Linked DNA regions of Homo sapiens: region 2 is linked to region 1. A link is an interaction called in ENCODE POLR2A ChIA-PET data of the cell type or tissue named here. Cell type or tissue: OCI-LY7. All regions are shown on one strand. Links, peaks and the distances in the headings refer to the core of each region. The heading gives the core; the rest is flanking DNA.

The links. Peaks named below come from ENCODE experiments on the same cell type or tissue, not always from the same donor. Only the 100,000 strongest peaks of a DNase experiment are listed, where the experiment ranks them.
Region 2: POLR2A ChIA-PET joins it to region 1 with 17 read pairs; 2 of 35 experiments call an interaction of 5 or more read pairs at or near these places.

The regions. Positions count from the first base shown.
Region 1 is chr9:122,944,672-122,952,250 of GRCh38, reverse strand. All of the region lies in intron 1 of RABGAP1 (RAB GTPase activating protein 1), which reads right to left. It also overlaps the pseudogene RNY1P15. Among named protein-coding and RNA genes, the nearest start is that of RABGAP1, 7.4 kb to the right of the region's middle. In OCI-LY7, for the core only: no CTCF peak of the experiment used is centred there; no DNase peak of the experiment used is centred there.
Region 2 is chr9:124,409,178-124,416,756 of GRCh38, reverse strand. It overlaps PSMB7 (proteasome 20S subunit beta 7), which reads left to right and starts at 1,315. Exons shown (of 8, transcript NM_002799.4): 1 at 1,315-1,393; 2 at 1,822-1,915; 3 at 2,752-2,849; 4 at 4,265-4,405. The coding sequence starts at 1,332. RefSeq lists enhancers at 1,359-1,408, 3,917-5,116. In OCI-LY7, for the core only: no CTCF peak of the experiment used is centred there; no DNase peak of the experiment used is centred there; H3K4me3 peaks cover 1,023 bases; H3K27ac peaks cover 219 bases.

The DNA of each region.
Region 1 (7,579 bases), core at 1,687-5,686:
AATTTAAAAAAAAATTCTCAGCCACCCAAAGTGCTGGGATTACAGGCATAAACTGCCGTACCCAGCCTTACCTCTCTTTTAAAAAAGTCAAGTCACTTGAGGTGACAGACAATTATGTTCACTTATACAGCCTCTTCCATCACACCTAAAAGTTCAATTATGCTTTATTTTCATTATAGCTACTCTTTCACTACTTTTATTCTTACAGAGACATTAAAGATCACTACAGATTTTTATTGCAAATTAGTCCCGTATACCAAAACTCCATGAACTTTTTGCCTACAGTCACTGCTCTGTGCCGTAAGTGCCAATTCTATGCTCAATTATGTACCCCAGCATAAAATGCATCTCCATATTGCTAAATAAAGATTCACAATTAGCCAGGAGCAGTGGCTCATGCCTATTATCCCAAAAACTTGAGAGGCTGAGGTGGGAGGGTCGCTTGAGGCCAAGATTTCAAGACCAGCCTGGGCAATATAGTTACATCCCATCTCTAAAATAAGATATTTAAAAATTAGTCAAGTGTGGTGGTGTGTGCCTGTAGTGCCAGCTACTTGGGAGGCTGAGCCAGAGGACTGCTTGAGTCCAGGGGTTCTAGGCTGCAGTGAACTATGATGGAGACACTGCGCTCCAGCCTAAGTGACAGAGTGAGACCCCATCTCAAAAAAAAAAAAAAATTCACATTCATTCTCAATCTCCTCTTAAGCACTGTAGTTAACAGAGTGAAATGGAAAGAACTGGCCATGATAAAACCTCTTTTAAGAGTCCTTCAAAGGCAGTCGGTTCTTGAACAATCAGTGTTTACTTTTTTAAAAACTTCAACTTTTTTTTTTTTTGAGACAGAGTACTATCAGATATTTGTATTGTTTCTAGTTAACTAACATCTGAGAAGTAACAGTGACATGCAGTGGCATGGATTTGCTAATGTGCAATTAGCAGAGGCAAAACCACCTCCCAGTAAGTGACCTACCTAGCTTAATAAGAGGTGTGGGTGATACTAATAATTGAACCTGACATGCTTGAGACAAAATGTGCTAGTGCCTCATCCAAAGCTTGGTTAACCTTTATTTCTTTGGTTTTCTTGAGATTTTCTTCTTGAAAGAGTAGTATTAATGCCTCCACCTCTACCACTTCAATGGAACTCCCCACTGTTCTAAACAGTCCCTCTCAAAAATACCACCCCGTTACTTCTCACTTTCACTGAACCCCTTAAAAACCATCAATACTACAAAATTTCACAACCCAAAGAATTATTTCTTACTTCCACCTGCTGAAGTAAATGAAAATGCTGGCCATTTTCTTATTCTGAAACTCTTATCCTTTTGCATCCATTTCCTACCACTATCTTTTCTTAGTTCTGATTTAGGTTCCTTTTCTTCTATTTTTAAAATCACATCATCGTCCTTCTTTTCACTGGCTATCTCATTAGCTAACATGGTTACAGCTTTCTATTGTATGCTGATAACACTAGCACTGTCTTTTCTCTTGAATTCCACATGGGTATTTGTGTTATATTTTCTTTTTCTTCTATTCAGTATCAAAGAGTCTGATATGTGCCAGACACCAGGTATAGAATTATGGTGAGGAATAAAAGACACTCCTTACCTTTGACAGGCTTACAGTGGTAGAGAAAACAGACCAGTAAACAGGTAATTATAATATAGTGCTTGTTATAACAGAGGTGTGTAAAGGGTGTTATGAGAATACACAGCAGGGCTCTACTATATGCGTCCTATGGTCATCTCAAAACCAATTCCTTGCAAAACTAAACCATTTAATCCCCACGCGTCAGCAGATTCTTCTTTCTAGATTCTCTATCCTGGTTAACAGCCACAGATTCAAAACAACATCAAAAAAAAAAAAAAAAAAAAAAGAAAGAAAAAGAAAAAGAAAAAAAAGACACCAAACCAAAACAAATCTTGACTCCTCCTTTTCTCACCCTCCCTTGGAATAATGGATTTTAGTTCTAAAACATATCCCAAATATATTCCTTCTTCACTATCCCTCATGTCATTGACTTGTATTTTATTCTCTTTCAACCTGGCTATAACAAGTGTTTCATTCTAGACTCTTCCTAGTCATTGATTATTTAGCCCCCAAAGTTAATTTCTAAAACTTAGATCTGATCATATATCCCATACCTCCCCTTTCCTCAAAACTATTTATTGCTCCTGACTGAAAATACAATAAAATCCAAAATCCTTGTATTATTTAGTTCTTCAAAATCTGGAGCCAATTTCCATTCTAGTCTTATCTTCTTCTGTCACACCATACTATATACACAAATATGTCATGCATTTTAATGCTTTCAAGCCTTTTCATATGCTGCTTGCTCAGCTGGGAATGTGTTTTTGTTTCCGCAATCAGCCTTTCTCCACCAACAGCAACCTAGTGGATACAATCAAGTATTCAACCTCCCCCTTTCCCTTCTGCAGTGTTATTGTCTTCTAGGGCTCCTCAGGCTTTTTGTTTTTTAGTTCATCACAGAATTATAGCATTTACCACACAGTAAAATAATATCAACACTTTTTTTTTTTCCTTTTTTTTTTTTTTTTTTGAGACAGAGTCTTGCTTTGTCACCCAGGCTGGATGCAGTGGTATGATCTTGGCTCACTGCAACCTCTGCCTCCAGAGTTCAAGCGATTCTCCTGCCTCAGCCTCCTGAATAGCTGGGATTACAGGCATGCACCACCACGCCCAGCTAATTTTTGTTTTTGTTTTGTTATTGTTGTTTTTGAGATGGAGTTTCACTCTTGTTGCCCAGGTTGGAGTGCAATGGCATGATCTCAGCTCACTGTAACCTCCGCCTCCCAGGTTCAAGCGATTTTCCTGCCTCAGGCTCCCAAGTAGCTGGGAATTACAGGTGCCCGCCACCACGCCTGGCTAATTTTTATATTTTTAGCACAGACGGGGTTTCGCCATGTTGGCCAGGCTGGTCTCAAACTCCTGACCTCGGGTAATCCACCCACCTAGGCCTCCCAAAGTGCTGGGATTACAGGTGTGAGCCACCGCAGCCAGCCGTAATTTTTGTATTTTTAGTAGAGATGAAGTTTCACCATGTTGACCAAGCTGGTCTCAAACTCCTGACCTCAAATGATCCACCTGCCTCAGCCTCCCCAAGTGCTGGGATTACAAGCGTGAGCCACCGCACCTAGCCCAACGCTTCTTTTCTACTCCGCTATATTGATCAATCCATTCATTCCAGAAGCAATTACTGAGTATAAACCACCATGTCAAATGCTGGGAGTATAACGGGCACAAAGAGTCCCCCAAACTACTTGTGGACAGGGGTCTTATGTTTTACTCGTAGTAATTTCATTTCCTTACTTACGGGCAGTGTTCAATAAATTTGGTTGGTTGAATATACTTCATGGCTGTTTAACTAGTAGGGTCTAAGTAATATGAGGAAAACAAATGACAAACATGCTACTCTACATGCATGTACTGGGGATGTGGACATGGATGAAGACTAAACTCTTCATCAAATCCCCAACTGTCATGATCAAAAAACAGTTAACACAGTCACAAAAAATATACCTTGGGTTCCCTTTGGACCAAACACTAACCACTTCCCTCCCAATCCCCATCATTTTTGTTGCTCAACCAGTGAAAAAATGGGTACAGCTTTAGGGAATCTTAAGCAAGATGACTAAATCATCTTGCTAAATCAAAAGAGAAAACAATACTTATTACTTCTTGAGTGTCAATTATATGCCCAACATGGTACGAACAAGTTTTACTTGCATTATTACTAATCTTCACACCTTGCCAGATGGGTATTAAGTTCATATGACAGACAAACTAAGGCTTGGGCAGGCTGAGTAACTCGCTTAAGTTCAGAGAGAAAATTGTGGAACTTGATCCAAACCCAAGTATCTAGGTGTCTCTGTTCTTTTCTGGATTGCATCTCTCTCCCTCTCGATGTCCCTATCTCCATCCTCTCCCAATTCCAATCCATCCTCTATGCTGCTCCCAGTTGTACCCTTCTAAAACACAAATCTGGTGAGTTTACTCTCTGTTTAGAAAAAGAACAAGACAGGATGCAACAAAAGAATCAAGTCTGAAAGATGCTGTAGCAGGATAATTCCTGTGGGTTTGTAGCTCTTTAAAATTAAACAAGCAGGGTACAAAGAAGCTATAAAAAATCACATTGCATTAGTTTCAGTTTGTGTGTGTGTGTGTGTGTGTGTGTGTGTGTGTGTGTGTGTTTTCCTGGCTCTGAACTTTGTTTCACTGCACTGGTTTTCACATGAATTTCACACAGCCTATCCCTGGAAAGGGTGGGACAAATCAAACAAAACTCAATGGAACACCATCCCTTCTTTATAAAAATAAATTCCTTTCCACCACTACTAACTGCTAAACAATAGATGTCTTTGTTTTCATTCTGACTCTGAATTTTGAGACTATTTCTTTGAATTATTTTAGTGAGCTAAGAGAATCATAATAATTTAAGCTTTCTGATTAATTTCAGGTTACGTTAAAAAACCAAAACCAAAACCAAAAGAATCAAAACAATCATCTTGGGCCTACCTGCACTTAAAGGCAAGAAAAACTAGCTTATCTAAAACTCACGCTTAGGCAAATTTGAGCCTACCGTAACTGTGACAATTTACTTCTTTAAACTATTAAATCACTTTTAGTTCAATTCTACATTAACTAAAAAAGATATCGGAATTAAACAAATACAGGAAATTGTAAAACAAAATAAAACTTTAAAACATCTTTTTTATAAGTTGTAATCTTTTTGCATTGTGATTAAGTAATAACACAAACATTACCATCTTAGCCACGGAAGTGTACAATTTTGTGTCATTAAATACATTTACATTGTCATGCAACCATCACCATCATCTATCCTTGGAACATTTCCTTTCTTAACTCTGTGCCCATTAACACTAATTCCCTATTCTCTTCCTCCTCCAAAAACCACTATTCTACTTTCCATCTCTAAGAAATTGACTACTCTAGGTGTATCATATAAGCAGTGGAATTACACAATATTTATCATTTCATAACTGGTTTATTTCATTTAGTATAAGTCTTCAAGGTTTATTCATATTGTAGCATGTGTCACAATTTCCCTAAGGCTGAATAATATTTCAATGTATGTATGCCACATTTATCCTTCAATAAAAGTAAGTTTCAAAATAATTATAACTTTATAGGGTCTTTAGGGGGGATATCAGGTGTTTTCCATTACAGTTCCATGAGGTAGATGTAAGTAGCTCCATGTTTAAAAATGGAGTTTCTGAGGATAAGCTACTTAATCACTCCTTCTCAGAGACTTGGGATATCCATGTCTTTCTCACCCCAAAGTTCATACTCTCCCCACTATATCTTGATACTTCATACTTCTAATGAAAGGTACAAGAGGTAACAAGTAGGGATGAAATGTGCATAAAACAGAGTTCATTTAACTCTGTTAATTATGAGTGTGATAATGCTGACACCTGAAAAAAATCTTGCCAATGGTTTTCTCATGTTCCCATGGATATTTCAGGAAACACACTTTAATTTTTTCCAGAACTCTACATATGCTGGCTTAATGCCATTTCAACACAATATCTGTGAAACTAAATATTTAAATTGTTATTTGGATTCCACGTCCACAATAGAAGCTATCCCTGGGAACACAGGGAAAGTCAGCTTAATGTTAATGTACTACTCATTCACAAGGTCAGATTATATTCCTGACTTGCTAGTACAGATTTTAAAAACTGTTCAGATTTCTACAGTATAATTTACATTAGCATTTAATAAATGTAAAAATATGAGTATTTTTAAGCAACGCAGGGTTAGTCAAAGACTTTTCCTCTTTTTAGGAAATTAGTCAATATAGTTCCTTCTCATCTACAATAAAGAAAATGAATCTATTCCACTTAGAATATGCATCTGTTTACATTCAGATCTAAAATGTATTATTCACTTCTCTTTAATCTACATGAATTTAAAACTCAGCAGGCAAATCATTCAACAGATGATCAAAGTCTAAGATAAATGCAGAAATATAATTTGTCTTTTCTATGACCTGTTTGATTTTCAGGGGAATGCATGTAGGCAAACCATGAATGTTTGGCAGAAGATACGTGTTTTCTGTGCCTTCCAGTATGCTATCTCGTATTATCCTTCATGATAGTTAAAATATACTCCCAAAGCTGGTCCAAAGACAGTGAGTTATCTCGATTGTTCAGTCAGTTACAGAACAAACTCCTTGTTCTACTCTTTTCCCCGTTCTCACTACTGCACTTTAGTAGTCTTAAAAAATAAAATATATTCCCAAAGGATTCTGCATATCATTTCCTTAACTGATAAAAGATCATCCTCAGAAAATGGAAAACAAAATTATAAACCATAGGTTGTTGGTTAGTTACCAAAATGCATAAATAAGGGAAAAAGGGAGAAAGTTTTAAAACAGTCAAATTGTTGTTAAAGTTTGACTTAGTAACATTATGTTAAAGTTACCACAGAAACTCACTTGCTAATGTACCTTCAGAAATGCCAGATTTAGGTACAGAGAAAAATTTATTTCCACAAAGACTTACAGAACCCAAGGAGTAGTAGTTTATAACACAAATGCTGATGCAACCTTAACAGGAAATACATAACAACTATGCATTAATTCTTGGAGAGGTACACAATTAAGAAGATATATTTCTCATACTTTACAACCAAGATAATACATACATACTATTTAATGTCAGGCAGGAGCTTAAAAGTAGGTTTAGGGCTTTATTTCACTGTATAGTGATCAGAAAAAGGGATTTAGGGGGAAAAGTCTGATAGAAAACAATCTTCAAAAAATTCTCACTGAGTACCTCAGAATATTATGGTTGATTTGGAAAGAGGAGGGAAACTTTCAGGCCACATTGTATAAACTAATGTGTTCAAGACTTGCACACTTCCATATTTGGTCAGTCTGCACATGAAGAGAAACAAGGCTGTTAGGGTCAACGTGAATGGTTACAATGTAAGCTTAAACGTCTATCCAATATTGTTACAAAGTTTCTAAAGAATAATGATCTCAGGATCAACACAAAACAGAGGGGTGAGGGTGGTTGGGATGACTAGGTAACCAGTTTATGCTAAAAAAAAAAAAAAAAGCAACAGCTATGATGTATACATGGTGTTTTTCCAGGCATACTCACGGGCATTAAGTCCTGAGCCTTGAATTTTTTTTCAGTGGGATCTAACTATGTAAACTCAGTAAAACAAGGTAACTACATACAAAGCACCAAAATGTCATGCCAAATTCTGCTTTACGTACCTTAAATGAGCACTTCTTAAATATTTGAGTTCTATCTCCAAGAAACATTATTTAACAAACTATAGGAACGATCCCTGAAGTATAGTCTTGCTAAGAAAGATTATTTAGGCCGGGCGCGGTGGCTTTCTCTTGTAATCCTATCATTTTGGGAGGCCGAGGCAGGTGGATTACCTGAGGTCAGGAGTTCGAGACCAGCCTGGCCAACATAGTGAAAACCCGTCTCTACTAAAAATAAAAAAAAAAAAATTATCTGGGTGTGGTGGTGCGCGCCTGTAGTCCCAGCTACTCGGGAAGCTGAGGCAGGAGAACCTC
Region 2 (7,579 bases), core at 1,707-5,706, 1.5 Mb before region 1:
TAGTAAAGACGGAGTTTCACCGTGTTAGCCAGGATGGTCTCAATCTCCTGACCTCATGATCCGCCCACCTCGGCCTCCCAAAGTGCTGGGATTACAGGCGTGAGACACCGCGCCCAGCCAATGAGACCCCTTTTGACGCAGGGCAGGTAAGCCCCAAAGTGCGGCTGAGCCCACAAGGGTTCTTGGCTTTGCCCAAGAAAGAATTCAAGGGCAAGTTAGAGGCAGAAGAAAACGGCTTTATTGAAGTGGCGGCGTTACAGCTCCATGACTGCTCCTGCAGAGCAGGGTTACCCTCTTAGGCAGAGTGTCAGGGCAGTTTTGCTGTCATATTTATACACACTTTTAATTACATGCAGATTAAGGGGTGGTTTATGCAGGCATTTCTAGGGAAGGGGTAGTAACTTTTGGTTTATGGTGCCACTGCCATGGAAAGGGGCGGTAACTCACGAGTGTTGCCATGGCAACGGTAAACTGACTTGGCTGGCTGGTGAGCGAGTCTTAGGGAAGACAGCTTCCGTCCAGGCCCTGTTTTAGCTAGTCCTCAATTTGGTCAGGTATCTCAGCCCCATCTCTGAATGGAGGCCTGCCTTCTACCTCACCTTTGTAGAAGTTTTTGTGAATACATGTCTTCAACCCTCTCGGGTGCGTATCTAAGAGGATAATACTTTTTGGGGAACTGCCAAATTGTTTTCCGGAGCAGCCGCACCGTTTTGCATTCTCACCAGCCGTGTATTCGGGTTCCAATTTCTCCACACTCTCGCAACCCTTGCGCTTTTCTGTCTTTTTGTTTATGGCCATCCTAGCGGGTGCGAAGTGGGATCTCACTGTGGTCGTGCTTTGCATTCACCCTATGACTAATCATGTTGAGCCTCTTTTCACAGACTTAATGGCCATTCTACAGCAGCCTTTTGAGCTAGGTTGTAATCTCCATCTGATAGCGGAGGAAACAGATTCAGAGAGTTGAAGAGACTTGCTTAACGCAAGGGGGTGGTGGGGCTGTGCCTGGGACTTGGGTCTGTCTGTCTCTGAAGCACCGCAGAACCAAATTAACGGTAGAAACAAGTCCAGTCTGAGCGGCAGGAGACCTGGTCGCTGGTGCGTTCACCTTGGACAAGTCCTTTCCCGGTTCCGGGTGTCACTTTCTCCTCCGTGCCACTTGGGGCGATATACTTCAAACATCTCTGGCCTCTCTAGGAACCAGAATCTCTAAGATCAATCGTTCTAGTGCGGCGTTTGCCCCGCCCCTTCAGCCCCCGTTGCCAGCGACGCCGGAAGTGCTCGGCTCTTTTTGTTTGCACCCGCCTCCGACCCGGAACTGCTTTCTTGGGAAGATGGCGGCTGTGTCGGTGTATGCTCCACCAGTTGGAGGCTTCTCTTTTGATAACTGCCGCAGGTGCCGCCTTGCTTGGGGCTTGGTTCAGGGAGGGAGAAGAGTGCGGTGCTCGGGTGGGAGCTGGGCCAAGGTGTGATACGAGAATTCTGAGGGAAGAATTCATGGCGGGGCCTGTGGCCCGCGGCTAGTGTGACTCAGGGGAATCAGGGCCTGGGCGTGGGTTTCTCCTGAAGCCGGGTCTGCTCTCCCACCTTCCCAGCGCACTCGGCCACCGTTTATCTCCGTCTCCTAAGGCACGTCACGGCCCCTTTGTAAGACTGTCTTCGTTGGAAAACGGGAGAACAGTGCTGATGGTGGGAGGATTCATTAAACAGATGGGCGTGAAAACAAGTAGCAGCTTTCCTGAGTTCTCTGTTAGGCACTTTTCATGCCAGTGCTGTGCGATGTGGTCCTGCCCTTCAACACTTGATTCTCTCATTTGCTCTTAGGAATGCCGTCTTGGAAGCCGATTTTGCAAAGAGGGGATACAAGCTTCCAAAGGTCCGGAAAACTGGCACGACCATCGCTGGGGTGGTCTATAAGGTAAGCCGGGTTAGGCTAAGAGCAGCAGTGACTGAACCGGCAACAGGAATCAGAACACTTGGCTTCCGGTGTCTCTCCCGGCTCGGTCTGGAAAGGCAAATGCTATAGAATACATCAGGAGACCGTCTTTCAGGAGCGACTGCTTTTGTCAGGTTTTGTGTGCTTCTTAACAGTTTATGTTCTTTCCTCACTTTGCTGAGGTTTTTTCTTTCTTTCTTTTTTTTTTTTTTAAACAGGTCAGTTAGCTTCTTAATTACTAGTTTAGGAAGCTGAAGTATGTGATGGGAGATCACGAGATTTGGGGTCAGACAGGTCTGTCTCACCTTTGAACTCTATAGTGCTGATTCCAACTTCTGGCAGCTCACTTTCCTTCTCACAGGGACACCTTCAGATGCATCAAATGGAGATAACTCCTGCCTTAAATTGTTGGAAACGTCAAAAGGGATAATGATTACCTGTGCAACATGTTTTAAAGAAAAGCAACATGTTTTAAAAGGAAATTGATAGTGATGGCTAATTTAATGGAAAGATTCCTGAGTCTTAATCCAGGTTTTTTCCAGATTAGCTCTGATTTACAAGGAATTTACCCGACACCTGAGCCTCACTTGAAAATGGGAATAATTCTTACCTACTCAGGATTCAATTAGTAGCATTTACTAAGAAACCTTTTCTTAAATCCTGAAAGTGTAGCACAATATTTTTGCTATGAGTTTTGGCTGGCGTTTTGAGATTAGGGGAGCATGTGGTATGGCCAACATAGTATTCCCTAAAGTAGAATAGAGAGTTGCGGTTGGCTTATATTTGTAAAATTGTTTAAAAACTTTTTTTTTTAATAGGATGGCATAGTTCTTGGAGCAGATACAAGAGCAACTGAAGGGATGGTTGTTGCTGACAAGAACTGTTCAAAAATACACTTCATATCTCCTAATATTTAGTAAGTATTGATTCGTTTGAATAACTCTTATATTTTCAAACATGTCAGGGCTAAAAATTGACCTTCCTGTGCTCCTTACTAAAACCTGTTTTTCAACCTGTATTTTCTGTCTCCCTTAAATGGCATTTCCAGCCACCTGTTACCTAAGCCAGTAACTTCAAGTCCTCTCTTTGCTTCAGTCTCCAATTGAATTGGTGGCCAGTTTTGCCCTCTCTGTGCCTCTTGAATCCATTCCCTCCTATCCTTTCCTTTGCTAAGGCTCTAGTTTGGGTTCTTTTTTCTTTTTCTTTTTTTCAAACATTAACTTGAACCATAGAGGTTCTTTTTTCTTAGCTGGACTATTGCAGTTACCATTTAATTGGCCTCTCTTAGGCATCCTATTGTTCACTCTTCTGCCATACTGGATTTTGTAAAACATAGATCTGATGGCATCCCTTTCTTAAAAAGCTTTTCAAGAGACTTGTCACATTTCCACATGGCTTTTAGGATAAAAATCAAAATTCTGTGGCCTTGCACAGTCTCATAGAAAGCCTACCCTTCAAGCGTCTTTTTCAGTTGCCATCACCCTGTGCTCCAGTTACGTCTGAACTGTCCCTATTTCCCTCATCTCCAAGCTATTCTACCGTTGCTTATGTGAGATTCTATTTAGAAACTCTGCCTTCTCTGCTTGTAGAGTGTTTTTATTCCAGCTCATATATAACCTTTTCCTTTTTTTAAACATTTTTTTCGTTCTTTTTTTTTTTTTTTTTTTTTTGGGAGAGATGCGGTCACACTATGTTGCCCTGGCTGATCTTGATCTTCTGGCCTCAAGTGATCCTCCCGCCTGGGTCTCACATAGTGCTGGGATTACAGGCATGAGCCATCATGCCCAGCCTGAAACCTTTTCTTAATGATCAGAATCAATTACCTTCTCCTCCGGTTTCCCGTAGGATTTTGTACCTATGCTATTACTGTGTATTAAATTATGTGTTATAATTTTTGTCTTCTTGTGTATCTTACACTCAACTTTGAGCACAAGGCCTCTCATATTTTCTTTATTCCCAGTGCTTAGTGTAATTACTGGTATCTGATAGTAAATACTTGGTAGATGTTGAATTGCAAGAGTTAACACACCTGGCACTTCTGTACAACTTGGATATATTTGTAGCATTAATGGAATGCACACACTGTTATCACAGAAACCAATAATTTCATGTGTTCCATTGGGCCATAGATAATGTATTTGCATATAACTAGATGCATATTCTCAATTTTCTGTTTATTTAAGGTTGACTAAACAGAGAAGTTACAGCATAGATATACTCAAAAACATCTCTCTGTACCTGAACTTCATGGAAGTTATCCAAGAACCCATTACTTCTAATTGAGCCCTCTGGTAATTGGATTTCAGCTAAGTTTCTAATTGGATTTTTCAGTTGTTGTGGTGCTGGGACAGCTGCAGACACAGACATGACAACCCAGCTCATTTCTTCCAACCTGGAGCTCCACTCCCTCTCCACTGGCCGTCTTCCCAGAGTTGTGACAGCCAATCGGATGCTGAAGCAGATGCTTTTCAGGTAAGTTTCCAGAATGGGGATTCCTACTAGTATCTTCTTCTCATATCTTAGATTTTTTTCAGCCAAGAGAAGCCTGGAAAGTAGCAAAAACACATTCAGAAATACACATTTTGTTCCGGAAATCAGTTGTTATATTAAAGAGCCATTTTAAATGGTTTTTGATGGTGCATTTGAATTTCTGGGGCCTGATTTTTTTCATGAGTAAATCACATGTCACCAGTTGAGTCATTTCCTGGAGCATAGGGATATTACTGGATAAGAGAAACTTTTTTGTTCACGGTAAGAAAGTTATAGCTGGAGGAACTATCAAGTTGTCTTGTGAAACTACTCTCTCCTCCCCATAAACACAAACCCAAATGATTGTCTCTCCTTCCCCCCACCCCCTCCCTTTAGGGGCAAAATAACAGTGAATGAAAAGTGATATTTATAATTGGCTGTCAGTGGGTATGATAATATTAATATTAACCAACCTTTATCTACCTCTTACTCTGTTCCAGGACCTATGCTAAAGCGCTTTATGCACGATTTCATCCTTTTAACTCTGAGATAGGGACTATTAGCGTCTCCTATTTGTAAGTGAAGAAATTGAGGTTTAAAGAGGTGCAGTAGCTTGCCTGACCTGACCTTCATTCTCTGCTGACTCACAGCTCATATTAGTAGTTTTGTTTCTCTTTCTCCTTTAATAATTGCGTCATTACTTTATGTTTGTATGGGTCTTGGCAGTTTTCAAAGTGTGTTTTCTCATTTGCTTCTCATAAGAGAGGCAGTGATTTTAGGAGAAGTAGCCTGGGCATTTAGTCTTGGGTTGGAATACTGGCTTCTCCTTTTGGGACTTGCCTTACCTTTAACAAATTCTTTGCCTTTTTCCTTCTGTGTAGAATGGATATCATAATACCTGCCCCTAGTGGGGTGGTTGTGAGAATTAAAGGGGAGCACGGATAGACAGTAAAGATTTTAAACTGGTGGCTCATAGGCCATCAGCTTGTAGGGAAATTTGTTTGGGTCATATGGCCTTTTTTTCTTTTTAAATAGTGGCTAACAATTGTAAATGGGGAGATTTGAATTAAAAGTCTAGATTTTGGCTTGGCACGGTGGCACACGCCTGTAATCCCAGCACTTTGGGAGGCCAAGGTTGGCGGATCACCTGAGGTAAGGAGTTCGAGACCAGCCTGGCCAACATGGTGAAACATCTCTACTAAAAGTACAAAAATAGCCGGGCATGGTGGCGCTTGCCTGTAATCCCAGCTACTTGGGAGGCTGAGACAGGAGAATCGCTTGAACCTGGAAGGTGGAGGTTGCCGTGAGCCAAGATCACGCCACTGCACTCTAGCCTGGGTGACAGAAGAAGACTCCGTCTCAAAAAAAAAGAAAAAAAAAAAGTCTAGATTTCTGTCTTTTGAAAACATTGGAAACATGTGGCCGTAATCTTCGGGAACTCATTGGTGGTTGTTGCCTTAGAAGTGGGAGTGGGTGCTCTGTCACTTTCTCTGCCTGGCTCACTTCACTGTTCCCTTCAGGGCCCTGGCCTTCCTGATAATTTGCGGGTCCTCATCTATGTGTCTAGCATGGCCTGTGGGTTTTCAGTAGTGTATATGAGGTTGTAGCAAGGCCAGTAGTATAGTTCCCATTTTACAAATGAGACCAAAGCCTAGAGTCATATGGATAGGAAGCCTTGTCTATCCAATTGCTGCTTTATGTTTGTGTACGTATCATTATTCTAATCCAGGAGAATTATTGCCAACCAAATTCTCCCAGTACAGTGAGTAGAACTTGTTAAAGCACACCTATTGATCAGATTTCTGAAAAGATTTGTGGATTTTAATTTTAAATATAAAGCTCCCTCTGGTGGCTTGCTTGGTACATTATATATAAGGCTTTTTTGAAAACTTTTTTTCTACACGATGTGTCTATGTAATAAAGGCAATTTTTAAGCTTGTAAAATTGCTGCAAATAAGATGTTTCAAGATTCTTTGTAATGTCATTTAAAACAATTAGCAAAAAAATCTAGCAAATGTTTCTGTTAATCACTTCAGAATGTTTTAAGAATCCTAACATCTCGGCTGGGCGCGGTGGCTCATGCCTGTAATCTCAGCACTTTGGGGGGCCGAGGCAGGCAGATCACAAGGTCAGGAGATTGAGACCATCCTGGCTAACATGGTGAAACCCCATCTCTACTAAAATTACAAAAAATTAGCCGGGCGTGGTGGCGGGCGCCTGTAGTCCTAGCTACAGGAGAATGGCATGAACCCGGGAGGTGGAGCTTGGCAGTGAGCCGAGATTGTGCCACTGTACTCCAGCCTGGGTGAAAGTGCGAGACTCCGTCTCAAAAAAAAAAAAAAAATTCTAAATTCTCTTTTTTCAGTGTTTTGTCATTTTTTAGTTCAAGATACTTTGTAAAAGTTAAATTTTATCAAAATTTGAGGACCATTTAAAAATATAAACCAGCATAATTATAGTCTTTTATGTCCTCTTAACATTTTTGGTGAGTTACATAAAATGAGAGTGGTATAAGGAAAGAGTTTAGGATTTGATTTTAGAACTTTGGTTCATCTCCCACCTACAGCACTGACTGTCGTATAAATTTGGGTGATTCTTTCTCAATAAAATGAGGATAATAGTTTCTGTCTATCTGACTTTTGAGGAGGACAGGAATAAAGAAGCTAGGCTCTGACCTTGCATACTACAGAGCCTACTGCGTAGTTAGAGCCCCGTAAAATTCAGTCTGAAAAAGAGTACAAGGTGTTCTTGGTACTGCTGTACTTTTTTTTTCTGAACAGCCCATTTCCTTGTATGTGAGTCAGTGAGAAAATAAGGTTTGATAAGCAGAAGTGATGTCTTTTCCCTTACTTAAGCACTGCCTTTATCTCACACCTATCCTGGCTATATGTAGTTGATGTAAGTAATGCTTGTTCTGTGAGCATGGAACCTCCTTGTTGAGTTTCATAAAAATGTTAGTGAAATGCTGTTGTGTGTTCTAGAAACTATTACTTGAATACGTAGAGACTCTTATATTGTAACTTTTTTTCTTATAAACATAATGTACATTTATTGTAGGAAATTTAGAAAATACTGAAAAGCCCAAAGAACAAAATGAAAACTTTGCCATTCAGGGAGCATCACTCTTGGTTTGGTGTATGTTATTCCAGTCTTCTGTCTCTTAAGTTCTTCCCTTCC